2 separate regions of the Homo sapiens genome follow, and region 2 is linked to region 1. Evidence: chromatin loops called from intact Hi-C (ENCODE). Cell type or tissue: heart right ventricle. All regions are shown on one strand. Each heading gives the region's core, and the rest is flanking DNA. Links, peaks and the distances in the headings are about the cores only. Region 1 overlaps PTH2R (parathyroid hormone 2 receptor). Region 2 holds the start of LOC105373857 (a long non-coding RNA gene).

The links. Hi-C counts contacts between places; a loop is a spot of excess contacts. Peaks named below come from ENCODE experiments on the same cell type or tissue, not always from the same donor. Only the 100,000 strongest peaks of a DNase experiment are listed, where the experiment ranks them.
Region 2: a loop joins it to region 1, with 2.8 times the contacts of the local background. A loop is called at or near these places in 10 of 110 quality-filtered maps.

Annotation. Positions count from the first base shown.
Region 1 is chr2:208,458,681-208,475,227 of GRCh38, forward strand. It overlaps PTH2R (parathyroid hormone 2 receptor), which reads left to right. Exons shown (of 13, transcript NM_005048.4): 9 at 1,215-1,281. It also overlaps the pseudogene H3P9. Among named protein-coding and RNA genes, the nearest start is that of PTH2R, 60 kb to the left of the region's middle. In heart right ventricle, for the core only: CTCF peaks have their summits at 7,864 (motif pointing right) and 8,063; no DNase peak of the experiment used is centred there.
Region 2 is chr2:208,767,105-208,783,651 of GRCh38, forward strand. All of the region lies in intron 3 of LOC101927960 (a long non-coding RNA gene), which reads left to right. It overlaps LOC105373857 (a long non-coding RNA gene), which reads right to left and starts at 6,592. Exons shown (of 4, transcript XR_007088063.1): 1 at 6,559-6,592; 2 at 1,735-1,794. It overlaps LOC105373856 (a long non-coding RNA gene), which reads right to left. Exons shown (of 4, transcript XR_007088062.1): 3 at 12,483-12,617; 4 at 12,001-12,397. In heart right ventricle, for the core only: no CTCF peak of the experiment used is centred there; no DNase peak of the experiment used is centred there.

The DNA of each region.
Region 1 (16,547 bases), core at 4,349-12,348:
TAAGTGAGAACACGTGGTATTTGGTTTTCTGTTCCTGTGTTAGTTTGCTAAGGATGATAGCCTCCAGCTCCATCCATGTTCCTGCAAAAGACATGATCTTGTGTTTTTTTTGTGGTTGCATAATATTCCATGGTATACATGTACCACGTTTTCTTTATTCTGTCTGTCATTGATGGGGATTGAGATTGATTCCATGTCTTTCTTTGCTATTGTGAACAGTGCTGCGATGAATATTTGCATACGTGTGTCTTTACGGTAGAATGCTTTATATTCCTCTGGGAATATGCCCAGTAATGGGATTGCTGGGTTGAATGGTAGTTCTTCTTTTAGCTCTTTGAGGAATCGCCATACTGCTTTCCACAGTGGTTGAACTAATTTACACTCCCACCAACAGCATATAAGGGTTCCCTTTTCTCTCTAACCTCACCAGCATCTGTTATTTCTTGACTTTTTAGTAGTAGCCATTCTAACTGGTGTGAGATGATATCTCATTGTGGTTTTGATTTGCATTTCTCTAGATATTTTAACCTCATTAGTTAATGAGGGAACTACTAAGGTGTTATGATTGGTTCCAAGGAGAAATCTAAAGAACCACATTTACATTCAGTACAATAAATACCAAAAATTTACAAATAAATGCAAAAACTACTCAATATTTACAGGATACTAATCAATTACATTCCACTGAACATCATAGCTAATTTTCATTTCTATGGACAGGAATAGTTTGCGTTCATTTTCTATTGCATTTCTATGAATAAGAATAACTTGCATTATTGTAAGGATTCTACAATTTTTGAAGTAAAATAGAATTGCTGTAATGTCTGTGAGAGAGAACTTTCTTTATCAGTGAATTTAAATTATCATGGCTCATTCCAATAATAGTAAAAGTGAAGTATCAGTTGTATGACATTTAGAAGACTATTACCTTTTGTGGCTCTGGAAACATGGTTGACTCTCGTCACAATAAAAGTAATTCACTAATATTTATAATTCTCTACTCATCTTCAAGGGGTAGCTAATAATATGAAAATCAATACCCGTTACACTTTTTCCCCCCACTGGCTTGGGTGTTTTAAGATAAGATTTCTTTGTCTATTTGTTTCTTAATTGGAAGTGTGGGGTTGGAGTTTTTGGTAAAACTTAAAATTCTACTTAATACTACCCATTTGCTTTGCCAATTTATTCATGACAGCTTTTTTTCAATGTCTCAGGTGCTGGGAACTTAGTGCTGGAGACATCAAGTGGATTTATCAAGCACCGATCTTAGCAGCTATTGGGGTAAGTTTAAAAGTTTGTATAGTTAAAAAAGGGATGAAAAATTAACCTGCTGCTAAAACCCAGAGAAAGTGTGTCTGTCACTGCATTCTACAACAGATCTGAGAAACTGACAAGTACAGCAACATCTATTGGGAGAGTCTGGGACAGAGATCAGACCCTTATTGTGACTGACACTGAGATCCATGCAGAAAGCCTTCCTTTAATCAGCTAGCACTTGGGGTCAATTCCGAGACTTCAAAATATCTATGAGCATTTATATGTTTAGGGAGTTGGAAGGCCCTATGTCTCCTTTTCATCCACGATATTATTTTACCACTTTAACATTCTGATCACCTGGTAGTAGGTCAGTGTGACAGGGAGGAAAAGGTGGAATAGCAGGAAAACAGAGAAATTACTGAGAGAGAAGAATGGTAATATGATGTATAAAGTATTCCCTAAATCTTTTATTTGGCATACTTTCCCCAAGGAGTTAAGTACATCTTATACCAAGAAGTATCCCACATAATTCTATCTAATAGGTATTAGATAGAATTGAAAGTAATGGCAAAAAACACAATTACTTTTTCACTAACCTAATAATAGGGAGAAAGACCACAATGCATGTTGCACTGGACCTTATCTGCCTATAATATTTCCAATGCACATTGCATCTGTGTTGCAAAGGAAAACAAAACCACACACTTCTTTGTATCTAATAAAACTTATCAAAATGTTTACTCTTGATCTTCTTTGAAGACTTTAAGGCATCAGCTTCTTTTGGGTTGTTGAAGAAATTACACCACCTTGTGTTTTCCTGGTGTTCATGTATGTAATACATATTACAAGCATTTTAAAAAAATAATTACTATCTTGATAATAAATGTTAAATTAGAAAACAATGTAGCAACTTGATTATTAACTAATTTTGATGTTTTTCTTTGTTTCCCAGTTTCATATTCTTCTTGTTTTCTTTTGGACAATGTGTCACCTACTTTGTCAGAAGGGCAGCTATTAATGTAGTTGAGGTATTGTAACCTCATCCAAAGAATCAGATAAAAGCTTATTTACCTCATAGGAAAAATGCATAAAGAAAATAGGAGAGATCAAAAGGAATCTTCAGTTTAGAAGCCCATTGAAATAAATGTTTAGAGACGGAAATAAAATACAGAACACGTTTAGAGAAGCTATTTTGTATCCTTGCTAAACCATCCTATTAACAAATTGGTCCCAATTCCATATATCCTAGGAGAAGCTCAAAAATCGATTATGGATGAATGCATGGCTTAAATGTATAAACACCTGTAATTTTAATTTTTAATGTAAATCAAATGCTGCTACATTAATTTAGTGAAAAAAATCCTAGATCTGTAACTATATCCCTGAGAGACATCAGTGAACTTAAAGATAAAAATTAACTGCTCAGATTTCCCTTTCACTCATTGGTATTTAATCCTTATTTATACTTTTAAGCCTTTTATTTTCCTCCTTTCTAGTTCCTCCTCTGTGTGTTTGCTTCTCCATATCTTACTATTATCTTTTTAAGGGAACAATCTTTATCTTGTTACTTTTTCTTTGCCTTCAGTGTCTTGTACTGAAACTGACCAATAAGAGTTAATTAATGCTCTTAATTTTACCCACATTTTAATATAATGATTATATAATGATTAAATATGATTTTACATTTGATGAAAAGGAAGGACCTATTGAAATGCAAGAGATCCTTGTAAAATTATCAGGAATTGAAGCAAAGGACAGTGGAGAAAAGGAAATCCTAGGGCATTTTCCATGGAAATGACTGATTTTTATCCAAAGCTTTATAGTTTGTTTACAGATCTAAGTCACTCACATCATCACCATGGATGAAAAATTTATTTTCTGAGATTTGTAACTTGTAATGTGAAACAGTAAAGCTAGGTGATTAAAGGGCTTTTGAAGATTCGCTGTTGGCGAAGGAGAAATAGAAGTGATGGCACACTCAATAAACTTTGAAGAAAATTAATGTAGAAGGCCATTTTCATCTTCTTGAGCTAAAATTATGACAGTTCTAAGCTAAGAATTCTGAAGTACTTTTCCTATATTATGAAGTTGATTTAATCTCAAAAATCACAGCTGAGACTCAAGAATATCTTTCTGTTCACTAAGAGTTACCTTTTTGTTTCATTATTATAATTTAGTGTTATCACAATTCCCTTGAAGGCTCTTAACTTACTCACAATCTACTAGTGTATCTGAAAGTTTTCATAAAATGTCAAGAATTGGATTTGAAATAAATAATTTACTTATTTTAATCAATAATTTAGAGAAGGCTGAGTTAAGAAGGAGAAAAACTAAAAAAGCAAGTGGAAAACTAAAGGAAAGAAAAAATAGAATTATAATGAAAAGCTCCAAGGTATAGTTTTCAATTCAGAAGAGGGGAATATCTCAAGAGACAAGAAGATACACCTCAAGAATATAGAGCTCCTAGGAGAGAGATTTGGCCCTCCTGGGAATAAGAATGTGGAAGGCCTGTGTGGATAATTGTGTGATGTGTAACACCAGGTAGTTAGATTGCCAGTGGCACCGGTTCAGAGGATCAACTTGAAGCACACACAGAAATCCTGGAAATCCAGGAGCTTGGATTATACACAGTGAACCCAAGTTGATATGTTTTAAAACCTGGATTCCAAGGACAGTGATTATTTCACTTAGAATGCCAAAGACCAGAGCTCTGTAAGCATGATTAACATTCAGGAAAAAAACTAATTTAATATCTGCATTGGAAGTAAATAATAAACACAAAATCATGAGCAAAGGTGGTAGTGATTAATGGGGGAAATTTATTCATCACAGGTTGGCAAGTGGTACGAGAGCATTCCAATGGTCTGTGCCAAGGTTGAGCGTGGGTGTGGAATAATGTCAAGAGCTGAGGCTGCAAAGGAGGCCGGGCCAGACCCTGAAGGGGCTTCTAAGCCTCACTAAAGAATTGACACCTAATCTTGCAAGGGATGACAACCAAAGGTTTAGACATTGGAAAGTGAAGGAATCAGGTTTTTCATTTGGAAAGATCTCAGGGCTTCGTTGAAGCTGGCAGTGGGTAACCACTGTGGGTGTCTGCTGGGTGGGGGTTTAAGCCACAGTGATATGAAGTGGAAAGGACATGGGGCTGAGAGAGTTAGGGCTTGGAATTCTGAGCACTGTCCCTTCACACTTGGCATACACATTTTCCTCATTTCCATGACCTGGTCCCTTCTTCCTCCCCCATCTCATGTCATCTCATCTTCTCCCTCCTGCTGCCTCAGCTCCACACAATGGCTTTCTTTAGTTTCCTGAACATGCTACACTGTTCCCACCTCAGGGCCTTTGCCTGTGCTGTTCTGTATGCCTGCCATACTGTTCCCCCTGCTTGTCCATTCTTCCTTCAGGTCCCAGCTTACGGACAACCTCTTCAGACATCCCTTTTCTGACCACTTGACAGTGTCACAGTGGTTACAGCATAGGCTCTGGGCGAGACTGCCTTCGTTAGCATCCCAGGTCTGCCCTGTTGTTGAGCGTGCAGGCTGAAATTTTATGGTACAGGCTGGCCTTGGGCAAGTTATTTAAACTCACAATCCCCTTTTGCCATCTAAAAGATGGGAATAATAGTGTAGATTACGAGAGTTAATCACTGGGCTGCATTAGGAACAGTGGCTGCCACACAGCGCTGTAAGCATTAGCTATTATCATTTTTACTTTTCACGTGTTAATAACTTGCCCACACTCCAGGTAGATTTCTCCTACTCCCTGCAACACATTAACTTAAAAAATGTCTCCATAAAGTCATAAAAATAATGTTGGTTTCTGGACAGCAATAAAGCTAACACATTCTACCTTGTATATCAGGAAGTGGCTGTTCAGACCTGAGGGGACTCCCAGGGATGATCTGGCTTCCCAGACTCCACGATCCCCTAGGATGACACCATGATTGCTTCTCTGTTTGTGCATAGGCACTTCTGATTACAGAATGTCCACTCTCCTTGTATCCCATAAAACCTGGCATACCATTGGTGTGACTATTTTTTAAAAGGCTATAACGTTATCTACCCAAAATGGTATAATTATTAACTCTTGTTGGTAGGAGTAGAGCTTATTTTTACCCTTTTGTTAAACATTTTAGTATTCTCCATTTTAGGTGTATCAGAAGGCTTTACTTCATAATCGAGAAATCGATATTTACATTTTGAAAAAGTTATTAAGCTCTCACTTTTGTAATTTTCCAGGTAAACCATTCCATGATTCACCTTCTATTCAAACACAATAAAACACGAGGTGAGAAAAGTATAACATAATGTTATTTTCACTTTTTCTTCCTATGTGAGGTCCTGTTATTAAATGCAATAAATATTTGATTAAAAAGAAACGTCTTCCTAAGTACATTCTATGATCTTCCCCGTGACTTGCTGGCAAACCAGGCAGACAGTAAGTTAGCACCCCTGTGGTGAACCTGACGGGCGCCCGAGGTCTCTTCTCTCCAGGTCTGCGTGAAGATGTAAAGACAGGGAAAGCTCTGCCACACCAGTACATGATTTGTCTGTCCAGCCCATTTGAGATGCACATGGACACAGTATGAAGGACCAAGGAGGTCTGCCCTTTCTTGGGAATGATGCCAAATGTGTCGCAGTAGTTACAGCATAGATTTTGGGCCAGGCTGTCTTTGTTAGCATCCCAGGCCTGCCCTTCTGTTGAATGTGCAGGCTGAAATTTTACTGGGCAGGCTAGGCTTGGGCAAGTTTTAAAAAGTCAGGGTCCACTTTTGCCATCTATAAAATGGGAATAGACTGGGCATGGTGGCTCATGCCTGTAATCCCAGTGCTTTGGTAGACATAGGCAGGAGGCTCGCTTGAGGCCAGGGGTTCAAGACCAGCCTGGGCAACAAAACAAAACCCCTTATTCTTTTTCCCATAATGACTGTGCCTACTCACACTCATACTAACAGGGTACACATTTTTTTTTCTCTCCACATCCTAGCTAACATTTATCTTTTGTCTTTTTGAACTACCAACGGCCATTAAGCCATTCTTTGTTTGTTTGTTTTTTTGAGACAGGATCTCACTCTGTCACCCAGGCTGGAGTGCAGTGGTGCAATCATGGCTCACTGTAGCCTTGATCTCCTGGGCTCAAGTGATCCTCCTGCCTCAGCCTCCTGAGTAACTAGGACTATAGGCATGTGCCACCATGCCCGGCTAATTTTTGTATTTTTTGTAGAGATGTGATTTTGCCATGTTGTCCAGGCTGGTCTCAAACTCCTGGGCTCAAGCAATCCACTCGCCTCTGCCTCCCATAGTGCTGGTATTACAGGTGGGAGCCACCATGCCCAGCCATATGAAGCCATTCTAACAGGTATGAGGTGTTAGCTTGTGGTTTTGATTTGGATTTCCCTGATAATTAGTGATGATGATCACTTTTCACATACTTGTTGGCTATTTGTAAGTCTTTTTTTTTTTTTTTTTTTTTTTTTTTTTTTTGTGATGGAGTCTCACTCTGTCACCCAGGCTGGAGTGCAGTGGTGCGATCTCAGCTCACTGCAACCTCTGCCTCCTGGGTTCAAGCGATTCTCCTGTCTCAGACTCCCGAGTAGCTGATATTACAGGCACGTGCCACCATGCCCAGCTAATTTTTTTTATTTTTAGTAGAGATGGGATTTCGCCACGTTGGCCAGGCTGGACTCAAACTCCCGACCTCAGTGATCCGCCCGCCTCGGCCTCCCAAAGTGCTGGAATTATAGGCATGAGCCACCGCAGGGCCAACTCCTTTTTTTTTAAAAAAATATTTTAATGCATTTTGGTAGCAAACTGACAGGAACAGTGCAAAAACAACATTAAAAACATGTACTTGCATGTAGGATTTCTGAGAAAAGTATAGTGAGTGGATGGAATTTACTGTATGATAAAAGTGCTACAAACACCAGTTAGTTGCTGTCAAGAAATTTTTTTTTTTTAAAAATCCAAATGCTGGCATTGTTCAGAAAAATTTAACAGGTCTATTTATAACTGCTATAAAGGTGAACTGCTGAAACTTGTTCAGCTGAAACATTTGGTGTGCATTAATACTTTGTTTCCATGCATTTATATTACAAATTCACACAAAAACAAAAATGGAAAAACTGCCAATACGTGATTTCTATTCCCTATTTTTTCACTCACAGTCATTTACTTAGGTGCCTTTTGACTCCATGGGGGCAGCGGCAGGGGGAATCTAACGCTCAGAAATACCAATAAAAGGAAGAAGAGCTTTTCATTTTTTTTTCTTTGAGAATGAAATGTTTCCCATCATAGTGGATTGTCAAGCAAGTTCTCCATGAATGCAGCATGGATGTCTTTTGGCATAATTGTTACACATTTGGCCTGGATTGCACACAGCTCGGTGTCTCCAGAGAGGCCAACCTGATAGACGTCACTTTTCTCCTGCAAAGCACCAGCAGCTGTGCTCTGGATGTGTTGATCTGTTTTGAAGTCCTTAGCAGTTTCTTGCACCAGATGCTAGGAGAAAAGTTTATGGATTAGGCATTCAGTGGACTTCTGATAACATCTAATTTCACCAAGCGCCTTGGTATCCAGCCTGTTAACGGTGAAGTTTCTTCACCCCTCCAGTAGATGGCACACTGGCCTTTGTAGTTTTTTTGCAGGTTGCTTTGAGGGCAATCTGCATGGCATAGAGACCTCCTAACTCATTCCACTTGGGCTTGGTGAGCTAGAGCTGTATGTCTTCTTTTGAGAAACGTCTATTCAGCTCCTTTGCCCATTTTTAAATTGGGTTGTTTCTTGGTATTCAGTTGTCTGAGTTCCTTATATAATTTGGATATTAGCCCCTCATTGAATACATTAATTTTTATTGAATACATTAAATACATAAATATTGCAAATATTTTCTACCATTTCACAGGTTGCCTTTTCACTCTATTGATTGTTTCCTTTGCTGTGCAGAGGCATTTTAGTTTAATGCAATCCTGCTTGTTAATTTTTGTTTTTCTTGCCTGTGCTTTTGGTACCTATTTCTAAGTATTTTATTCTTTTTGTTGTTATTGTAAATTGATTTTGTTCTTATTTTTTTTGGATAGTTCATTGTTTGTACAATTTGTTCAACATTTCAGCCAAATTCTTCTTATCAGCTAGCTTTTGGCATCTGTCCCAGGGAAGAAAGTGCTTACATTCCATCCTCCTTGGAGATGTCAGACTTTCCTTAAATTTCGGGTTAATTGGTCATCCTGTAACTTTGTTCTCTGATGCATTTTAAAAAGTTAAAAAAATTTTTGTCAGATTATCCAGCATTTGTTTGTTATAATAGCAAACAAATGGTGGGAGCAAGTTTTCTTTTCTTTTCTTTTTTTTCCCCCTAGCTTTCTACTATTGGGGAAATATAATTTAATACAAAAATCTTCTCCTAACCTAAAAATCTTCTCCACAAAGGTAATACAGAAGAAAAACACTTTTAGTATTAAGTTACTCAACCAGAATGTGGTGTGCACTACACGCAATCTGCTAAGAGATTGCAAAGAGAAAGAAATCTCACTCCTTTTTATAGCCAAGCAGTTACAACTCATTATATACACGTTTTCAAGAGACACAATAACTAGTTCTCAAGTAAAAGGGACTTGACAATACTATATGCTACACATGATTCATCCTAACTTTACCTGGTAATTGGGGTGACCACCTGTTGTGGCTAAGTAGCTTTATTGGAGGAAAAACAAGCTTGTCATTTCTTTATGTCAGGAGGAAGTTTTGCAACTTCAAGATAGGTGCCTACAGAAGTTAAGCTTCTATCCTACAAAAACTGAGAGACAGGGATGCTATCTCTCTTGATGTTAGCATTTCAAAAAGATGGTTCCTAGGTCCTTGCGAAAGACATTCCTGGGCCATAAAGCTGACCAAAGGCCTATCTAATCTTCAAAAGGATTTATAAACATTTCAAAGAGATGAGAAAGTACATACAAGTTTTCTAAGGTAAATGCTCTAAGAAAAAGGAGGAAAGTGAAATCTCTTCCCCCATTTTCAACAGGGAGAATGAAGACTCTTATTTTTAAATTTGTATTTGGCCTCACACCGTCTCCTATGCAGCAGCTGACATCTCTAGGCTAATCTGATAATGAAATGGTCTTGCAGTGATTTCCAGCAAAACTCTCCTATATATTTTCCTCCTGGGATTTCAGGCCACATTATTAGGGACCATGAAGCCTACATACCTCATATTACTTTAGAACCTGTCTGTAAAGGGAGAAATAAGCCCAGAACTTAACCACCATGTGTGCAGAGGGTGGTGCTCCTTCTTCTGAGTTGTTCTGTGTGGTGAAGCCAGGAAGGATGAAGATAATAATAACAACAACAAACACGACATAGTTCTTACAATATACTGAGCAGTGTTTTAAGTGTTTTATGTACATCAATGTATCTAATCCGACCAATAACTCTAAATAAGGAAACTGCCCAAGAATACCCAATATTAAGTGATGGAGCCGGGTTCTGACTTCAGCATCAATGTCCCTACCCAATGAACTCCATGCACTTATAATAAAATCTAACATCTCTGATAATCCAGCAAAGATGGCTCACTGATGCTTGTGCCTCTTTACATGCCACACCCTGGCTATGTTGCTTTCCAGTCAGTTGCTTGACCTTGTCTGCCTGTGTTTTTCTCAGGGCTGTTCTACATGCCCCACTGTACTTTTAGAAGGTTGGAATGTGCTTCCTTCTGTGCCTCATTTGAAATACTACTTTTTCTTTGTGACCTTGATGCCGTCCAATCTAAATTAGATTACCAATTGTAATCTACAGGGCACAGAAAGGCTTTTTCTTTTCAACATCACAGTATATCATGTCTTTCATTGTTGAATGTCCATCTTTTTCACCGAACTGCAAGGTTTATGTAAACAAGAACCATTTTTTTTCTAAACTTATGATACCTAGAGCTTAGCTAGTTTCCTGGCACAGAATGACCACTCAATAAATACTTGTTGGAAAAACAAAACATGCATATAAAATAGATATCATGGGGAACTGGGAAGAGGAAAGAGGCAAAGTAAGAGCACAAAGCAAGTAAAATTAAAGAACTTGTGAGTTCATTTTATGCAATCTTTTCAATTTCTAGAGGAGAAAACTACAGCTCACGCAGATATAGGTCACACGACTAGTATGATGAAACAGACTTTAACATGTGTTTTGTGGCCATGTTCTTTTCACTTGCTTTCTAAAACCTGTCAAACTGTGTCTTGAATTTATGGGAAAAATCTTTCCATTTATATAGCTATGTGCATAGTTTTAAAAATAGGTTAATTTTAGGATATAAAGTTGTTTTTTAGTCATGCATTACATGTGGCATGGTTTTAAGTAAATATATGCATCATATATGCTAACAAAGAAACTATTTGCCCAGAATTTGAAATCCAAATTAGATCCCTTACTTAATTCTGTCTTTGGCTATTATAATACTGTAGATTCTATTAATTTGATGTTTGTATATCTAGGAGTAAAATTAGATAAATTATGGTCAGAATTTCTAAGCAATATATGAGGTAAACTAAATTTAAGAGAGTAAAGGAATTTGTTAAGTATGAGCAGTCAGGAGAAGTCATGTCAAGATAACTGATTTTTAGAGATAACCATAGACTGCAGTATAAGTTTGGAAGGAATCACTTAATTTTGGAATTGTAGGGTCTATAATTATAGCATTGTTGTTTTCTGTTTTGTTAAAGTGTGTTAAAATTATGTTTAAGAGAACTAGAGTCATTGGAAAATACTAAATTTTGTTCTGAAAATAAATGTCCCCAAATGTAATCATTTATCAGACACCTGTGTCATCTTGATGTTGATTTGAGGATGATTTTTTAATTCTTCCCTGTAAGATCAAAATATAAGAGAAATATTTCCTAATTAACAAAAGAACGTGATGCTTTGTTTTGGTTCTGGGCCTCCTGGAGCATCATGAGAAGGCATAGGGATGCTCAGCCTGAAGAGCAGGAGATGCTGCAGGCAGGACAGCTGGCCTGAAAGAAGTGGGAAAGGTGAGATTGGTTGAGTCAATACATTTTGACCAAGCTGGGGCACTGACTGAGACATAAGCACCTGCATTTGCACTGATGTCAACCAAGAGGCACTATAACAGCTGAAACAAAATAAAACCAGAGACACAAAAATACAGATTGGGAAATTGAGCAGACTTACTCTTGGGTACTTATGAAAGGGCCTTGAGAATGCCAGTATTATGGTGTGGAGAGTTATATGGTACTAGCAGAAACCTGAGATCTTGAATTTACCGGTTAGGGAAAAGAAAAGGAGGAACTGTGGTATTTGTCTTTATGTAAATATTTCCTTCATGCTGTGTTACTCTCCCCATTCACCCATCCTTTCATCCAGCATCCAGTGATAGGTGATCAAACTGTCTTTCTAGGCCCTGCTCAAATTTTATCTTTACCAAAATGTTTTGATATGGTTTGGCTGTGTCCCCATCCAGATCTCATCTTGAATTTCCACATGTTGTGGGAGAGATCTGTGGGAGGTAATTGAATCATAGGGGCAGGTCTTTCTTGTGCTGTTCTCGTGATAGTGAATTTGTTATGAGATCTGATGATTATATAAGGGGGAGTTTCCCTGCACAAGCTCTCTTCTCTTATCTGCCGCCATGTGAGAAGTGCCCTTTCATCTTCTGTCATGATTTGAGGCATCCCCAGCCGCATGGAACTGTAAGTCCATTAAACCTTTTTTTTCTTCCTATTCTCAGGTATGCCTTTATCAGCAGCATGAAAACAGACTAATAAAGTAAATTGGTATCAGTAGAGTGGGGCACTGCTGAGAAGATACCTGAAAATGTTTAAGTGACTTTGGAACTGGGTAACAGGCAGAGGTTGGAACAGTTCAAAGGGTTCACAGACAGGAAAATGTGGGCAAGTTTGGAACTCCCTAGAAACTTGTTGAATGGCTTTGACCAAAATGCTGATAATGGTGTGGACAATGAAATCCAGGCTAAGGTGGTCTCGGATAGAGGTGAGGAACTTTTTGGGAACTGGAGCAAAGGTGACTCTTGTTATCTTTTATCAAAGAGACTGGTGGCATTTTGTTCCTGCCCTAGAGATTTTTGGAACTTTGAATTGGAGGGAAATGATTTAGGTATCTGGCAGAAGAAATTTCTAAGCAGCAAAGCATTCAAGAGGTGACTTGGGTGCTGTTAAAGGCATTTAGTTTTAAAAGGGAAACAGAGCATAAAAGTTTGGAAAATTTGCAGCCTGACAATGCAATAAAAAAGAGAATCCCATTTTCTGAGGAGAAATTGAAGCTGGTTGCAGAAATTTGTATTAGTAACAAGGAGTCAAATGTTAATCCCCAAGACAATGGAGAAAATGTCTCCAGGGCATATCAGAGGTCTTCACAGCAACCCCTTCCATCACAGGCCTGGAGGTTTAGGAGGAAAAAGTGGTTTTGTGGGCTAGGCCCAAGGTCCCTGTGCTGTGTGCAGCCTAGGGACTTGGTGCCTTGTGTCCCAGCTGCTCCAGCCATGGCTGAAAGGGGCCAATGTAGAGCTTGGGCCATGGCTTCAGAGGGTGCAAGCCCCAAGCCTTGGCAGCTTCCATGTGGTGTTGAGCCTGTAAGTATACAGAAGTCAAAAATTGAGGTTTGGAAACCTCTGCCTAAATTTCAGAAAATGTATGGAAATGCTTGGATGTCCAGGCAGAAGTTTGCTGCAAGGGCAAGGCCCTCATGGAGAACCTCTGCCAGGGCAGTGCAGAAGGGAAATGGGGGTTGGAGCTGCCACACAGAGTCCCTAATGGGGCACTGCCTAGTGGAGCTGTGAGAAGAGGGCCACTGTCCTCCAGACCCCAGAATGGTAGCTCCACCAACAACTTGCACCATGTGCCTGGAAAAGCTGCAGACACTCAATGCCAGCTTGTGAAAGAAGCAGGAGGGGGGCTATACCCTGCAAAGCCAAAAGGGCAGAGCTGCCCAAGGCCATTGGAGCTTTCCTCTTTCATCAGCATGACCTGGATGTGAGACATGGAGTCAAAGGATGTCATTTTGGAGCTTTAAAATTTGATTACTTCAGTAGATTTCAGACTTGCATGGGCCCTGTAGCCCCTTTGTTTTGGCCAATTTATCCCATTTGGAATGGCTGTATTTACCCAATGCCTGTACCCCCATTTTATCTAGGAAGTAACTAACTTGATTTTGATTTTACAGACTCATAGGCAGAAGGGACTTGCCTTGTCTTGGATAAGGCTTTGGAATGTGGACTTTGAGCTGTTGCTGAAATGAGTTAAGGCTTTGGGGGCCTGTTGGGAAGGTGTGATTGCTTTTGAAATGTGAGGACATGAGATTTGGGAGAGTCCAGGGGTGGAATGATACCTAAATCATTTCCCTCCAGTTCAAAGTTCCAAAAGTCTCTAGGGCAGGGACAAAATGCCACCAGTCTCTTTGATAATAGATAACAAGTCACCTTTGCTCCAGTTCGCAACAAGTTCCTCACCTCCAAATCTCATCTTGAATTCCCACATGTTGTGGGAGGGACCCAGTGGGAGGTAACTGAATCATGGGGTCACTTTCCTGTGCCATTCTCATGATAGTGAATAAGTCTCATGAGATCTGATGATTATATAAGGGGAAGTTTCCCTGCACAAGCTCTCTTCTCTTGTCTTCCACCACGTGAGATGTGCCTTTTACCTTCTGTTATGATTGTGAGGCATCCCTAGCCACATGGAACTGTAAGTCCATTAAACCTTTTTTTTGTTTTCAGTCTCAGGTATGTCTTTATCAGCAGCATGTAAATGGACTAATACAGTCTTCCTTTGTCTCTTAACAAAGTTAATCTCCTATATTTTATTAATCATCTGATGAATAAATGTTTGAGTCTGTTTTTGTTTCAAGCATATTTCAGAGTCTTTTTTTGCATTAATCCTCAAATAACTTTTAAGTAGGTATTTTTATTATTCCCAGTTTGGGTTCAAGAAAGGTTATGTAACTTGCCTGAGGTTATACATTTAGAAAATGCTGAAGCCAAGGTCAAACCCAGGTAATGCCATGCCAGAGCCCACAGTTTTTGCTCTTTCTTGCCATAGGATTTAAGCTAGAGCAGTGTTTCCTTATGTAGGGGCACATACCCTGGTGCATGAGAGGACTTAGGTGGTATATGCAAGGTCATTAAGCATTATTGAATCATATATGAATATTGGTCCATTTCCAACCCTTCTGAACACATCAAGGAGAAAGTTTTATTTTGGTCCTGGTCTTGAACAACACTCACATGTGTGGTGTCTTTCTTTGGGGGTAGGGGGAGGTAAGACAGGCAACCCAATCTAGATAACATTTCATAAGGCTTTTTGTTTCCATCATATGTATTTCACAGTTGTCTTTTATTTATAAAAGCTTCTACTGGTTCTTTATTTATGTTTAATGGTATGAAATATGAATTTTAATAATTTAATGAAAGTTGATTGAAGAAAGATATGAAGTAGGCAATAGTAGGTAAATAATATCAATATGGCAAAATCATGATGATGGCACCCTAAATGACTTATTTGGAGAACACTGGACTGGACAAATTCCTTTAACAATGAAACCTGAAATTACACAAAAGTCCTGGCCAGTGTAAGCAGTGGGTGTTCACATGGTTGTGGGAGGCTAGTTGTGTTTCATGTGATCAGACACTTTAGAAGTGTACCGTATTGCATTTTACTTACTAGCTCTGTCTTCCCTGTGTGCTCCTCATGGGGAGGGATGATCTATTCTTTTATTTTCCTAGAATGCCTGACCTTTATTGGTGCCTAGGAAATATTGGCTGAATGAAAATATAAATATATATTTAATGATATTACTTATAGTGGATCATAAGATTATATGATAAGCATGCCACATGTAGGTACCTTACAATCATTTAAAATATAGTTTTCTTCATAGTTAACTGGCATAAATATATCCATATTATTGTTTCAATTTTATAACTGACAATACCGGCACACAGAGAAGTATGTGACTTAGAATTATAGGGTTTTGGAGCTGGGGGTATCTTAGATTTTGTTGAGTCTTACTAACTTTACTAGTCTACAAGCAGTCAAACTCATATCCAAGGTCATACAGGTCATTAGCAGAGGAGGTGCAACTCATAATAGTTTTTATTATAGGGTTGGTAGTTGTGTGAACAAGTGTATGAATCCTGTGTGAACTCTTAACCAGTTGCTGACTGTACTATGATTTAGCCCCTTTTAAAATGAAGTTTTCTAAAAAGGAAATTGGATATTGTAATATCTACTTCATAGGGTTATTAGGAGGACTATGTAAGATTATTAAAGGGCTTAATATAACCTATGAAAAGCATTCAGTAAATAGTAGCCTATAATACGGCAGTAATACTACTACTAGTGGTAGCGTGGTAATAGTAGAGGTGTAGTAACAGAAATGGTGGTTCATGTAGTAGTGATATAAGCTTATCCAAGTCTTTCTGACGCCATCATGAAGTTCAGAATAGGGAAGAGACAACACCAAACTCTGTCTGGAGGGCTTAATAAAGGAAACACCAAGAAGGTGAGATTTGAACTAAAATTATAAAGGAAGACTAGAAATCACTTACCTAAATCACTTAATAGGTAAAGCGCAGAGAAGGGTTTTCCCGGCATAGAGATTAGCCCATGCCAAGTGGGCATGTTATGTTTTCTATGGCTGGAAGGAACAATGCATCTGCAGAATATGCAGGAGATCAGACTGTGGAGTTTGATGGGAGTGGACTCACATGTCATGCTAAAGCACATTGGAATTTTCCTTAAAATTGTGATGAGACATCAAAATATTTTAAGCAGGTTAGTAAGTGGGTCAGATTTGGGTTTTAAAAAGAAAACTCTAGAGGTGTTATGATGGATGGAGAAGATGAACTAGCTTGGAGACGCAAATGTCTAAGAGAGGTACTATTCACCTTTAAGTGCATAGTCCTGTTTGATTGATTCTGACATCTGTATGAGAGACTGTACTCTTGATGCAACCTTCTAAGAAAGAGACAGGAATTAAAGAGTTTTATTAAAATGGTAACAACTGTAAATAACTGTCAGCTGCTGATGTGAGTAATGGAAGGAGATCAGTGCTGCAGCAGCTGGTGAGCTTGGGCAGCAAGCGTGATGGCAATCCATGGTTTTTGCTATTTGATGAGAGTTAGTCCCACATATTCCATTCATTTAAATCCATTTCTTTGGAGATGCTGTAAAGTCTCAAAATATTTTCCTTTATAATGAGTTGATTCATCTTAGCTGAATTAAAATGTGAAAATGCAACAAGGAGAACTTTTTTTTAAAGAACCAAGAAAAG
Region 2 (16,547 bases), core at 4,332-12,331, 310 kb after region 1:
CTGACCTAGACACTATCACCACAAAAGAGTATGAGCCAAGGGCAGAAGAAAATACCTTCCAGGCCTGCCATAGAGGGGTGTGTGTGTGTGTATGTGTGCGTCTATGTGTGTACACATATCTCAGGAAAAATTTTCCCCAGTGATTTAACACTTCTGAAGCAATTCTGAAAGATTATTTCTAAACATCACCCATTTCATTTGGCCAACATTGTTAATTTTCCAATTAAGGGAAAATATGGATTCATTAAGACCCTATTAGCTCATCTATATTTAACCTATCCAACTCTAATAACCATATCTATTTAATATTTTCTCTCCCCTTTAAAATTTATTAATCCTTTTATCCTTCTTAATCACCTATCACTTTAGAAAAAAGGTTGTTTGTTTGTTTGTTTGTTTTGTTTTTTAGCCAATGATACCCAGTTGCTGTCTGGAAGATAAACCTCCTTCCATTTTCAGACACAAAAAGAAGTTGCTCTAGGTCTATTCATAGTTGTACGCTCATATATGACTGAGTAGTTCTAGTTTCTACACTATTATTTTCTCCTGTAATTGTAATTTGAGAAGTTCACTGGCTTTCACATTTTGGGTTCATTACAGCCATTTACTTTATTCATTTTAATTTATTTTTACCGTTAGTTTTCTTGTTAAAAATAGTCAATGTTGCCTTCCAATTATTTTTCAGTAGCAAATACAGCACACATAATTGATGACTGCAGATGAATTAATTTGTCATAATTAGCATTAATATCAGCAGATAGCATGTGTGGAGTGTTCACTATATTCTTAGTACTTTAATACTCTGCTAAGAACATTGCAAGAATAATCACCTTTAATGTCATAATTTTTCATTACCTATAAAAAAACAACTGTATGTGCTATTGATATGTGTACTCTCGAATCTAGATTTGAACTATTGTTTTAATGACTCCCAAGAAAGGGATCAACTGCACCATGACTTAGAGTACTTACTGACTCAATTTTATAAATACATGGAAATTCTGTCTCATTATTTTGAATCCATATCTTCCTTCTTACCCCAAACTATAGCACCCAGTGTGGTGACTACCTAATTACATAATCTTGGCTCCAACAAGGTTTGACTCTTTTCAAGAATCAGATTAACCTTTAAAGGAATGTATCTTACCTTTCTTACAATTATTTGTACTAAGGTGAGAATGCTTTCAAAATGTAAAGGTTCATATTTACATAGCATTTCATTAGAAAAGAAGCAGAGCAGAGTGGCTCAGAATATGGACTTGAGAGTCACACAGCTTGAGTACTAACTAGTTTTTTCTGTTCCACAGCAATTCAGAAACATCTCTGTGGGTGTTTCTTCCTCCATGAAATGGAAATATTACCTATTCTTATGGTTTGGCTGTGTCTCCACCCAAATCTCATCTTGAATTGTAGCTCCCACAATTCCCACATGTTGTGGGAGGAACCCAGTGGGAGGTAATTGAATCATAGGGGCAGGTCTTTCCCATGCTGTTCTCCAGATAATGAATAAGTCTCATGAGATCTGATGGTTTTATAAAGAGGAGTTTCCCTGCCAAGTTCTCTCTTACCTGCCACCAGGTAATCTGTGACTTGCCCCTCCTTGCCTTCCACCATGATTGCGAGGCCTCCCCAGCCATGTGGAACTGTGAGTCAATTAGACCTCTTTTCTTTATAAATTACCCAGTCTCAGGGTATGTCTTTATCAGCAGTGTGAAAACAGACTAATACACCTACCTTACAAGGTTGCCATGAGGATGAGATGACACAGAAGATGCTAACAGGTCCCCACAGCATCTGGCAAACAGCAAGTACTCAATAAATGGCAGATTTCTTGTGAGTGTGTGTGTGTGTGTGTGTATGTGTATAGTGTGTTGTATTACATTCTTAGCATGAGAATTTAATATAACTCGATTAGATTGTCCTATCCTCTCATACTTCCAAAATCATTCTGCCTTTCCAGACATGTTCTTTGACTTTTGGAATAAAAGATCACAAATGTGTGAAGGGAAGTACATGAAAGTGTGAACAGAAGTGCATAAAACAAAGAAGGTAGAGGAATGAGGACTGAGGAGTCTTAGAGCTGGAGACAGAATCTGAATGGAGAAGATCAAGTAGGGCATTGGACAGGTAGAGAAGAGTGGGTACTTGAATTAGTGTTGCTGGGTCCTGTCTTCTCCAGGAAATAACAGTAAAGACCTTGAGTTATTTTGAAATTAGTTTTAGTAACATGGACTATTTTCCTCTATCAGACCAACATTTTTCTTAATAGATAGGGAATGTAGTTTCAGTTTTCCTTTAGTAATGACAGAGGTGTGTGGACACACCCCAATTTCTGAGTTCTTATTTATAACACAGTGAAAATGATTTCCTGAAGTGAGAAATTCAAAATAAGCTCTCTATATTTATAATTTAATAAACAGCATGATTTATATATCTGACCAAACTTAACTTAATAATTATAAGTATTATTTAGCTTTAAAAAATGTGCCTTAAATCTCAAAATGAATGCTGATTTTCAGAAGCACCTTTATATGATTTGATGTTTCTCAGAAGCACCTTTATATGATTTGATGTTTCTTGTTCCCCAAAGATATTTCCATTAGTGGTATAACATTCCAAAGGTGTTAGGTTTTGTTTGTAATTTATGCATAAGAAATGAAAACAAGCAAGAGGATATTTCCAGCTTTTGGATTTATTAATTTTGTTCTCTAACAAACAACCTAAGCTTTCTGTGTCATATGGGTATGTGTGTTTAACTGACATAGGCATGACTAGGGATATTCATAAATCATAGTACCCTGTCCCTAAAAATCAGAAAAATTGGAAAGTTGATAGGAATTTTTGTCTCATTATAAGTAGAAAGTAGTTGAATGACTGGGTTGGCCCAGCTTTGTATAATTAATCCCAAGGAACCACAATGTAAATAAATTATTTAAAAATCAGGACTATATATTTAATGTGAAATCGTATTTCTCCAGATATGTAATTAGTAATAAGAGACATCCTGTTTCCAAAGATGTTTCCTTGTTCAAAATCAACCTAAAGTTTTTAAAATCCACATAAAACAATAGCACATGTAAATTAAGTCTACTTTTTTTTGTGTCACGCAGATAGCAAGCAGTGATAGATATTAACTACACAGATAACAGATATTAACTGCACAGATGTCAGATATTAACTATACAGGTGTCTGATATTTGTCATACACAGCAACCAAAGAAAAAGAAAGCAAAGGAGGTAGAGGGACATGTATTCAGCTTCTAATATGGATCAGGTTTTGTGCTTGATGTCATTATATACATTATACACATTAATCCTCCAAAAAATCCCCAAAGCTAAATTCAGCTTTCCTACAGCATAATGTAAATGAGACTACACAGATTGTACTCCTTTGTGTCTTTTTTTTCACTCTGAATAATTTTGCTCTCATAACCTCATAGAAAACAGTAAGTCGTTCTTTTTAATAAAAATCAGTGTCAGGATCTGAAACCAAACTTGTCAATTTTCTAAATTTATGCTCTTTTTATCCTTTCTACAGGGATGAAAAGCTAATGCATGGCAAATCTATGATCCTTTAAGAAATAAGGATAACAAAACATACCAAAAAATTCTCAATAGCACTGATAATCCTATTAAGAAAATTAAAATCAGATATTACCACTTACCTAGTAGATTGGTAAAAAGGAAAGTCTCAACAAAATAAGTTGGGACAAGAATGTTGACAACAGAAACTCATATCTGCTGGTGATAATATAAATTAGTAGAGTCGTTTTGAAAACATTTTGGAGTTATCTGGAAAGCTGGAAGGTTTGCATATTCTGCAAACCAGCTACTTCACTTGTAGAGTATGTGTGTGTACCTTGGAGGAACTCTTGCGTATGTAAACCACAATACATGCAAAAGAATGTTATGGAAACATTATTTGCAATAGCCCAGAACAGAAATAGCTCTGAACTATCACAGTTCCGAATTGAAATTAATCTGAATGTCTATCAAGAGGAGAAGATGTCTACAAATTGCTGTGTATTCACACAATCAAATTTTATGCAGTGATGAAAACAAATTTAGCACAGTTATATACAACAACATGAATGCTTCTAATAAAAATGCTGACCTAGAGATCCTCCTGCAAAATCACTTCAATAAATAGTGCAAGACAGAATAAATTTAGGTGAAAAAATAAAACCAGCAAAAGCAAAAATAGAGGAAAATTTCCCAACACATTTCAGGAAGTTAGGATAACCAATACAAAAATCAAATATCTATATCACCTATGAATATAGATGTAAAAACTAAAAATAAAATATTAAACATTAAATTAAGTAGTATATTAAAAGATTATTTTGAATGAGTTATGTTTATTCAAAACTTAAAAAGTTCAACATAAGTTTATTATTCAATAAATAGATAAATGAAAAAAACCCCAATTAAAACTCTAAGCAAACCAGGATTAGAAGAACACTTCAATAACCTTATAAATTATATTCAACAGGAATCGGACAAACCAGTAAATGTGAACTATGTGAAGTAGTTCATCAAATTCCCTAAGTTAGTGATTCCTGAAATCACCATTTTGATTTAGCTAGCCAACGCAATAAGTGAAGGAATAAAATAGGAGGCGTCAATATTGAAAAGAAAAAGACTACTATAATTTAAATACCACATTACCATTTTCCTCAAAAATTTAAAAGAAACAGGTAAAAATATTTTAGGACTAATAAGGAAGTTCATCAAAATGGTCTAATACAAAATATATACTTTTCTACATATTAATAAAAAACAACTTAAAAATAGAAGGGAAATTCCATTCAAAACAATCTATAAAATGCATAGGACAAGGACAATTCAAAGGAGAGCGGTTAGTCTTTTCAGCAAATAATAAAAGAACAACTGAACATCCAAATGAAAAAATAAATCTGGATGGGTATTTTATATGCAATTTAAAAATTAACTCAAAATGAATGAGAGATAAATGTTGTAAAATGGGCCTTTTTTTTTTTTTTTTTTTGAGACAGAGTTTGGCTCTTGTTGCTCAGACTGGAGTGCAATGGTGCAATTTCGGCTCACCGCAACACCCGTCTCCCGGGTTCAAGCAATTCTTCTGCCTCAGCTTCCTGAGTAGCTGGGATTACAGGCATGCACCACCATGCATTTGGGCTCATATATTTTAAAACTGCCTGCAAAGTTTGAACACCACTTCCTGGGACTTATTCCTAGAAATCAGTGATCTGGTTCTTTAATTTGTATTTCCCCCAGTATTCCTACCAGACAGAAAAAAATGCCCGTGGGAAACATAATATTTTTAGTTACATTACAACTCTACATTTGATAATCCTGCATACATATATAATGTAGAATTAACCACAGTAAGAATTTTATAATTAGCCTAGTAGCCATTCATCTGTGAGAGCAAATAAAAACGTCAGTCAATCTCAGATATGTAGATCTCCAAAATTTATCTTTTTCTTTAAAAAACAACAAATATACAGAAATAGTCAAAAGTCAAATATTTACCTGAGGTACTTCTGGATCAAAACCAAAATCTTTAAAAATATAGTTTTCAAGAATTAGAGTTGAGCCATGAAATCAATCGAGTGTATAGATGTGGACATTGAAAACTATATGTTTCTAAAACAGATTTATATGACAACAACAATAATTTATAGGCAATGTAATTAGGAAGAAAATAAAATTAAGTGGTAAAACTACTTCAAGGGACAAAGAAAAATATTGCTGTTTGCAGGTAATGTTGTCCACATAGGGTAGCCAATAGAATCTCCTATAAGAATATTAAAACAAAAGAATTCAATAATTTGGCCAGATTAAAAATCAGTAGCAAACATCAATAACCTTTCTGAGTTTAGGCAGTTACCAGTTAGAACATATACTCTAAAATACTATTAACAAAAGAAACAAACACAGCAAAAAATTTAAAACAGCTGTGCACTCTGTATATGAAAGACTGTGAAAGTGTACTTACTAAGTGACCAAAGAGGTCATAATAAGTAGAAATAGAAAGCACAAATTTGAATATAAGAATTGAATATTATTTATTAAAAATTTTTTAAAATTTTAAATTTATTAAAAATATTTTTATTTTTTATTAAATTTTTAAATTTATTAAAAATATTTTTATTTTTTATTAAATTTTTAAATTTATTAAAAATATTTTTATTTTTTATTAAATTTTTTAAAAATTATTTAAATTTATTAAAAATATTTTTATTTTTTATTAAAATAAAAATATTCAATTCTTATATTCAAATTTGTGCTTTCTATTTCTACTCATTAAGACCTCTTTGGTCATTTAGTAAGTACATTTTCACGGTTTTTCATATACAGAGTGCACAGCTGGGGATATCACCACCGATCTCACAGAAATACAAACTACCATCAGAGAATACTACAAACACCTCTACGCAAATAAACTAGAAAATCTAGAAGAAATGGATAAATTCCTCGACACATACACCCTCCCAAGACTAAACCAGGAAGAAGTTGAATCTCTGAATAGACCAATAACAGGCTCTGAAATTGTGGCAATAATCAATAGCTTACCAATCAAAAAGAGTCCAGGACCAGATGGATTCACAGCCGAATTCTACCAGAGGTACAAGGAAGAACTGGTACCATTCCTTCTGAAACTATTCCAATCAATAGAAAAACAGGGAATCCTCCCTAACTCATTTCATGAGACCAGCATCATCCTGAGACCAAAGCCTGGCAGAGACACAACCAAAAAAGAGAATTTTAGATCAATATCCTTGATGAACATTGATGCAAAAATGTTCAAATAAAATACTCAAAAAAATACTGGCAAACCAAATCCAGCAGCACATCAAAAAGCTTATCCACCATGATCAAGTGGGCTTCATCCCTGGATGCAAGGCTGGTTCAATATACACAAATCAATAAATGGAATGCGGCATAGAAACAGAACCAAAGACAAAAACCACATGATTATCTCAATAGATGCAGAAAAGGCCTTTGACAAAATTCAACAACGCTTCATGCTAAAAACTCTCAATAAATTAGGTATTGATGGGATGTATCTCAAAATAATAAGAGCTATCTATGACAAACCCACAGCCAATATTATACTGAATGGGTAAAAACTGGAAGCATTCCCTTTGAAAACTGGCACAAGACAGGGATGTCCTCTCTCACCACTCCTATTCAACATAGTGTTGGAAGTTCTGGCCAGGGCAATTAGGCAGGAGAAGGAAATAAAGGGTATTCAATTAGGAAAAGAGGAAGTCAAATTGTCCCTGTTTGCAGATGACATGATTGTATATCTAGAAAACCCCATTGTCTCAGCCCAAAATCTCCTTAAGCCGATAAGCAACTTCAGCAAAGCCTTAGGATACAAAATCAATGTACAAAAATCACAAGCATTCTTATACACCAAGAACAGACAGAGAGCCAAATCATGAGTGAACTCCCATTCACAATTGCTTCAAAGAGAATAAAATACTTAGGAATCCAACTTACAAGGGACGTGAAGGACCTCTTGAAGGAGAACTACAAATGACTGCTCAAGGAAATAAAAAGGATAGAAACAAATGGAAGAACATTCCATGCTCATGGGTAGGAAGAATCAACATCGTGAAAATGGCCATACTGCCCAAGGTAATTTATAGATTCAATGCCATCCCCATCAAGCTACCAATGACTTTCTTCACAGAAGTGGAATGGAACCAAAAAAGAGCCCACATCACCAAGTCAATCCTAAGCCAAAAGAACAAAGCTGGAGGCATCACGCTACCTGACTTCAAACTATACTACAAGGCTACAGTAACCAAAAAAGCATGGTACTGGTACCAAAACAGAGATATAGATCAATGGAACAGAACAGAGCCCTCAGAAATAACTCCGCATATCTACAAATATCTGATCTTTGACAAACCTGAGAAAAACAAGCAATGGGGAAAGGATTCTCTATTTAATAAATGGTGCTAGGAAAACTGGCTAGCCATATGTAGAAAGCTGAAACTGGATCCCTTCCTTACACCTTATACAAAAATTAATTCAAGATGGATTAAACACTTAAACCTTAGACCTAAAACCATAAAAACCCTAGAAGAAAACCTAGCATTACCATTCAGGACATAGGCATGGGCAAGGACTTCATGTCCAAAACACCAAAAGCAATGTCAACAAAAGCCAAAATTGACAAATGGGATCTAATTAAACTAAAGAGCTTCTGCACAGCAAAAGAAACTACCATCAGAGTGAACAGGCAACCTACAAAATGGGAGAAAATTTTCACAACCTACTCATCTGACAAAGGGCTAATATCCAGAATCTACAATGAACTCAAACAAATTTACAAGAAGAAAACAAACAACCCCATCAAAAAGTGGGCGAAGGACATGAACAGACACTTCTCAAAAGAAGACATTAATGCAGCTAAAAAACACATGAAAAAATGCTCACCATCACTGGCCATCAGAGAAATGCAAATCAAAACCACAATGAGATACCATCTCACACCAGTTAGAATGGCAATCATTAAAAAGTCAGGAAACAACAGGTGCTGGAGAGGATGTGGAGAAATAGGAACACTTTGACACTGTTGGTGGTACTGTAAACTAGTTCAACCATTTTGGAAGTCAGTGTGGCGATTCCTCAGGGATCTAGAACTAGAAATACCATTTGACCCAGCCATCCCATTACTGGGTATATACCCAAAGGACTATAAATCATGCTGCTATAAAGACACATGCACACGTATGTTTATTGCAGCACTATTCACAATAGCAAAGACTTGGAACCAACCCAAATGTCCAACAATGATAGACTGGATTAAGAAAATGTGGCACATATACACCATGGAATGCTATGCAGCCATAAAAAATGATGAGTTCATGACCTTTGTAGGGACATGGATAAAATTGGAAATCATCATTCTTAGTAAACTATCGCAAGAACAAAAAACCAAACACCGCATATTCTCATTCATAGGTGGGAATTGAACAATGAGAACACATGGACACAGGAAGGGGAACATCACACTCTGAGGACTGTTGTGGGGTGGGGGGAAGGGGGAGGTATAGCATTAGGAGATACACCTAATGCTAAATGACGAGTTAATGGGTGCAGCACACCAGCATGGCACATGTATACATACGTAGCTAACCTGCACATTGTGCACATGTACCCTAAAACTTAAAGTATAATAATAATAAAATTTAAAAAAAGAATATTTCAAAGATTTTTTTTTTCTAAAAATGAGTTTGGGATGGAAATATTTTTTAATCAAAATTTTAAAATAATTTCTTTTTAAAAATACTCTTGATGTTTCTAAACTTCATCTGGAAGAATAAGTGGGTAAAAGAATATAAAAGGAAACTTTGTAACAAGAAAAGGATAAGAAACTTGCTTTACCACATATTAAAATACATTATAAAACAACCATTAAAACTGTAGTTCTAGCCAAGAATCTGTAAATAGATTAATGTTTTAAAATAGAAATAATTAAATTCTAGCATGTTTAATAGGGGAATTTGGCATATACTAAAAAATCACTGGACATCAAAGAAAAACAACATAGATAATTGCATAAATGGCAATAAAAATTGACTTACATTTGTAAAAAGATCTTATTTATAGCTAAATTTCTTACAAGAGCTGTTTATCCTCACAGCCCCAATTTCTCTCCTCCACTCCAATGAAGTTGCCCTTGTCAAGGTCCATCAATAGTCTCCATCTTGCTAACTTCACTTATGCCACGTACTCAAACTACCAGCAAGTCCCATCCACCTTCCATGTATATTTAGAAGCTAGCTACCTCTCACTCCATCTCTACCACTGTCCTAGTTGAGAATACCATCCACTCTCCCCTGAATTATAACAAGTACGAGTGCTTACCTCCTTGCTGTTTCTCAAATTCAAGCAGGATAGCAGCACAGAGAAGGTCCTGGCAACAAGGTCCTGTCCTTCCTTCCCAAGCCCACATGACTCATTCTCTCACTCCTTCAGGACCACTCAATTATCACCTTATCAGAAACATCACTCCTGGCCACCCTCTATAAAACAGTGTCACTTTCACTCTGTGTTCACATCATCTCACTTTGTTTTTATTTATAGCACATCTCCATCTAACATTATGCACTTATTTGTTGATTTGTTTTGATATCTTCTCTCTCTAGAACATAAGTTTCATAAAAACAAAAAATTTAACTTGTTTGCTGCTATGTCCTTCAGCACCGAAGAGTGCCTGGTAGCAATCAGAAGACAAAAATAAAATAAAATAAGTTACATTTTATTTTGCCAAACCAAAGCCATTTAAAGAGCATTATGAATGAAAGCCATTATCTAAGTTTTGGAGCCTCCTTTTCTAGCCTCTCATTTCTTGTTTTATTTTTGCTTTTTTTAATTATACTTTAAGTTATGGGATACATGTGCAGAACATCCAGGTTGGTTACATAGGTATACACGTGCCATGGTGGGTTGCTGCACCCATCAACCCGCCATCTACATTAGGTATTTCTCCTAATGCTATCCTTCCCCTAGCCCCCGACCCATGGTCAGGCCCTGATGTGTGATGTTCCCCTCTCTGTGTCCATGTGTTCTCATTGTTCAGCTCTCACTTATGAATGAGAACATGTGGTGTTTGGTTTTCTGTTCCTGTGTTAGTTTGCTGAAAATAATGGTTTCCAGCTTCATTCATGTCCCTGCAAAGGACATGAACTCATCCTTTTTTATGGCTGTGCAGTATTCCACGGTGTATATGTACCACATTTTCTTTATCCAGTCTATCATTGATGGGCATTTGGGTTGGTTCCAAGTCTTTGCTATTGTGAATAGTGCTGCAATAAACATATGTGTGCATGTGTCTTTATAGTAGAGTGATTTATAATCCTTTGGGTATAATAAACATATGAAAAAAAGCTCATCATCACTAGTCATTAGAAAAATGCAAATCAAAACCATAATAAGGTACCATCTCACACCAGTTAGAATGGCAATCATTAAAAAATCAGGAAACAACAGATGCTGGAAAGGATGTGGAGAAATAGGAATGCTTTTACACTGTCGGTGAGAGTGTAAATTAGTTCAACCATTGTGGAAGACAGTGTGCCTATTCCTCAAAGATCTAGAACCAGAAATATCATTTGATGTAGCCTCTCATTTCTAACCAATAAAGATAAGTAATAACATGCTTTTTGTAGCATGGCAGAAGACATGTTATAGATATTGCTACAATGTCATATCAGAACTAGTATCTAGAATATATGAAGAATTTTCAAAAATCAACAATAAAACAAGGAAACAATTTAACCAGAAAATGGGAAAAAGACTTGAAGAGACATTTCACCAAGGATCTGGCAAATAAGCACATGAAAGAAACTCAATATCATTAGTTATTAAAGGAATGAAAATTAAAACCACAATGAGATGTCACTAATACACCTATCAAAATGACTAAAATAAAACGACAGTGATAACCCTAAATGCTGACCGGGATATGGAAAAACTGGATCATTTTACAACGCTAATGGGAATTTAAAATGGTACTGTAACTCTTGAAAAGAGGGTAACCACATATTAAATTGAAGAACTGGAGGTGAGGGAAAGACAAACATGAAATGCTCTTTGGTTAAAGTGTCTCTATTAATGCAAAATCTAAAGCACGTAAAACTGCCTTGGTGATTTAGAACATCTCTTATTCTTTCATAAGTTTTTAGTTAAATGTTCCCGTAATATACATAAAATATGCAAAAGTCATGATCACTTAAATTTTAAAGTCTCTTTATAAAATAAAGATTTAAGACAATCAACTTTTAACATAACCTTTAAAGAATGTACCTTGAAATCTATTATGAAACAGGACTGTACCATGTGTTTCATTCCATTCTCTCTCTCTACGAAGCAACTTTCAGAAGCAGCATTAAAGTGAATCTTGCTTTCTTAATGCAAAGATCTATTCTAATTAAATACATGAAGTAAAATATTTAGGAGTATCTCTGATAAAGTACTTACACTATGATACAAGCCAGCATTCCTGTTTTTAAAATATTTAATGTTCATTTGCTTTATAAGCTTCTTATTTTGACGTAATTATAGATTCCCATGCAGTTATAAGAAAAAATGCAAAGCCACGTAAGCTCCCATGAAAGCTTCATCTAGTTTCTCCCAATGGTCATATTTTATACAACTGTAGTAAAATATCACAATTTAAAAACTGACACAGATAAAATCCACTGACCTTATTCAGATTTTGCCAGTTTTACATACATTCGTGTGTGCGGTGTGTGTACTTCATTCTGTGTAATATCATCGCATGTGTAGACTCACCACTGCACTCAAAGTACAGGTCACTTCCATCACAGGGCTCCTTTGTGCTATCATTTTGTAGATGCTGCCAACTTCCTTGCTCCTTTATTCCCGAAACCTGGAAACCACAAATTTGTTTCTCCATCTCATTAATTTTTCCATTTCAAAACTGTATTAGAGGTGGGATGATATAGCAATATAACCTTTTGATATTGGCTTTTTCCACTCAGAGTAACTCCCTTGAGGTTTATCCAATTTGTGCAGGCAGTAATAGTTTATTTTTCTTGCTGAGTAGGATTCTGTGGTGTGGATGTATCATCATTTGTTTCATTATTCACCTGTTGAAGTACATTTGGGTTGTTAGAATTATTTAATATTTTACTTCATGTGTTATATAATTATATAGTTATATCTATAAATATGTAATATAAAATTTGATAAAAATTATGCTATAAATATAATTATATGGCATATAAGTACAGAAACACTATAATTTTTTCTTTATTTTCAAGGAAACGCATATAGAAGAGAGGTAGATAGGTATACTCCACATGTGATTTTGAGCCAGTTCTGCAGTATTTTACATATCACATCGTGTTTGGGAAGGTCTCCAAGTATCTTGCAAATATAATTTATTTATTTTAATATCAACTCCCTTTAAGGGGTTACATAACTTAGGGTCATTCCACATTTTATTTTCCTGAGACATTAACTTATGGTCTTTGCTTGACTTGTATATGAACTCCAAATTTGTTAACTAGTAGGGGTTCTATGAAATACATCTTTTCTCCTCATCTTTTTGTCTCTTCTACCCTCATATAATCATATAATTATTCAATTTTTCCAGTCATCCAATGGTTGTTGTTCTCTCCATGTTGTTTTTATTTTATAATACTTACTGTGCTGCTAAGGTTCTCTATTTGTACCGTTGAACACCATCTTCAAGTACTTTACTTTTTAAAAAATAAATATTATCTTGTGTAAACCTATGAATAATCCAATATTTTGTTACAACTGATATTGATTATAAAATTCTTTAGTTGCAACTTTTTAAATTCAAAGTTTTGTAACTATTTTCTCATTGTATTTTGGCATCCAGTATTGCAGAGAAAATACTAAAGGGCATCATAATATTTGCATTTTTGTAGTTAATTTCTTTTTATAATGCTGACTTTTTGCTTATTTTTGCTTTTATTCTTTGTAGCTCAAATATTTTGTCAAAAATTTTGTCTAGGTGTGGGTTTATTTCATCAATATTTTCCTGCTAAAATCTATGAACCAACTCAGCTTGTACATACAGGTCTTGCTTTGACTCTGAAGATTATTTGAAAAATTTAAATCTTCTATTCATTCTATTTTTTCTTTTCAAAATATCTGCATATGCACTTCATACTGCTAATTTTTTCTCTAGTGGTTTTTATTGCTTTTATTTTCTTAGAAATCTGTTTTTTGTTCTTCCTGTCACTGATTTGATTTTGTACTCCAAGTCTCCTGCTTATTTATTTTGGGTACTTTATTTTATATTTCTACTCTTGCATTTCAAGTTTCTCTTGCTCCTCTCTTATTTCAGTTTTGTCCTTTTTTATCTCAGCTTGTTTGATTCCACAGGATATCTTCCAGATGCTGTTCTGTTATTATGATTTTTTTATAGGCACGTATTACTTATTTTTAAACTTAGTTTCAAAGAACTTGGGTCTGCAAATACATTATTTTGACAATATGGATGGATTATCCTTGCTTCCATTTTGTGTCTGCATGAATGATGTTACATCTTTTCCAATTAGTGCAATTTCCAATCTCTGGCTGCCTGTATTTTTTTTTTCTTACAGTTGTACTTCTAAAAGCCCTGAGTTTCAGATCATCAGTCATTCTTAGTCAATACAATATATGAAATCCTAAAATTCTCAGAGCTCCCTTTCCTGCACTTTGCAACAAATATGAAGGAAGCTGGTTTTGGCAGGCCCGGGGTGTGTTGGCAGGGGTGGGTACTGCACTGAGGATTTTTCCTAACTTACATCATCCTGTAGTGTTTAGTAATGGAAGATAATACCTCTTAAAATGTACTGCAGCAGAATAGATACTTTGTTGCATGTGCTTTTTTCCCTGATTTCCAATTTCTCATTAAAACTGGTGACAGATTTAGCAGGCTAGAGATTGAGGACACTTTATGATGCTTTATGAAAGAGCTTTACAGTGGTAAAAGTAACAACACACAATTTTTAATAGTAGAAGAGATATAGAATATTTTCTACTTTTATAGATTGACTGTTCCATGATATGAAGCCAGACTACTCTGTTCACTGAAACGTGGATAGATTTTCTTTCTCCATCGTCTTCCAGCTATGTTGCAATTAATGTCAGTTCTTTCCAGATTCTGGAATAAAGGTCTATGTACATTCAGAAGTTTCTTTTTCACTGTTAAGAGTTATCATTTTGTGTTTTATTTTTATTTTTTACTTTTAGGAGAATTTGTAAGAAACTGAATTAAGGGTTTCTATTATGGTAACTTATTGAAGTTGAAGCCTGCAAATTTTTTTTATAAACAATTTATAAAGCACACACAAGCAATTCAGATGATGCATGAGTTGCTATTTAGAGTAGATGGTACCGAACCTGTGCTAGCCAGATGGATATTCATTCGTTTTCTCCTTTTCAAGGGAAATCTTGATTATTTTCATGAATGTATGCAGAATCTCCTAATACTTGGACTAAACAAGCTTTAATATTACTGGAAATTGTGAGGAATAATTTTCCGATTTATCATTAGAAATTCAAGCATATTTTTACCTGTTACATATGGTTCATGAAGGGATTAAAAAACATAATTGTAATTATTCATATAACCATGTGTCAGAAAATTTATGTTATGTAATCGATATTTCAGACCCTTAGAGGTGCTGGGCTATTATTTTTTGCTATGTAAGCATTTGTTTGGCCTGAAAAGTGATCACACACACACACACACACACACACACACACACGGTGTCTGAAGAGTTAGGAAACAGTGGAAAATTTATTTATGTATTTCTGAGACGGAGTCTTGCTCTGTCCCCCAGGCTGGAATACAGTGGCGCAATCTCGGCTCACTGCAACCTCTGCCTCTTGGGTTCAAGTGATTCTCCTGCCTCAGCCTCCGAGTAGCTGGGATTACAGGCATGTGCGACCATCCCAGGCTATTTTTTTGTATTTTTAGTAGAGACGGGGTTTCACCATGTTGGTCAGGCTGGTCTCGAACTCCTGACCTGATGATCCGCCCAACTCAGCCTCCCAAAATGCTGGGATTATAGGCGTGAACCACCGTGCCCAGCCAGGAAAACTTATTTTTAAAGAGTAATTAAATTATATTTTCGAATAATATGCTGAATATATTTTTCCTTTAACCAAAGCATTTCAGGTTAAGTAGTTTGAAGTGTAAAGTAATGGGATCAATTTTTAACCTGAAAAAATTCAGTATGAAGTATTTTATTCCAAGACTTAAATTCTTTGGAATGGATTCTTTATTTCAAGGCTTAAGTCCTTTGGGATGACTTCTACACTAATTTCTGGTTTTCTGACTTTTTTTAGATGTATGTGGCTGTATCTTTTTAATGATTTTAAATGACCATTTTAAACTGGTATGGACCATAAGAGATGTATTTTATCTCATACAAATAAAAGGCAAGAAGAAGGGCAAACTTCAGGTCTAGAATTAAGTGGCATAAACATGTATTTAATGTTCTATCTACCTGCATTAGGCAATTTAGGTTATATGCCTAGGCATGGACCAATAATTATAACTAGGAGAATTCTACATGCTTTTTGGGCTCAAATCTTTATTTTGTTGAGAAGAACAGAGGTAAAATGGATTCTGGGTAGGCAACAATTGCTAACATTTAAAAAGCTAAGAGGTCTCATGCATAAATCTGAATTTCTAGTTTCTAATAAAGACTGAAAAACTTTGAGCCTGTATTTCCACAACACATTAGCTGGGGTTGTGTAACTAAATGACTACCACCCCCTTGAGGTGAGACAGTCCAGCTCCTGTTTGCACCACTTTCAGCCACTTAGGATTATTTTGTATGCCTTGTTTACTTCACTCCTTTAATCACCTGGCTCTTGTAGGCATTTGCATTTATTGCTCCTGTTGTATTTTGTTTTACCACATCATATAATTTTCCCTAAACTCTTCTCAAGATTATTTTAATTCCAAGACAAGTCCTTTGGAATAGGTTCTACAGATTTTTCTTTTAATTTCACTAAAAAATGGGCTCCAGATTTAAAATCTTTAA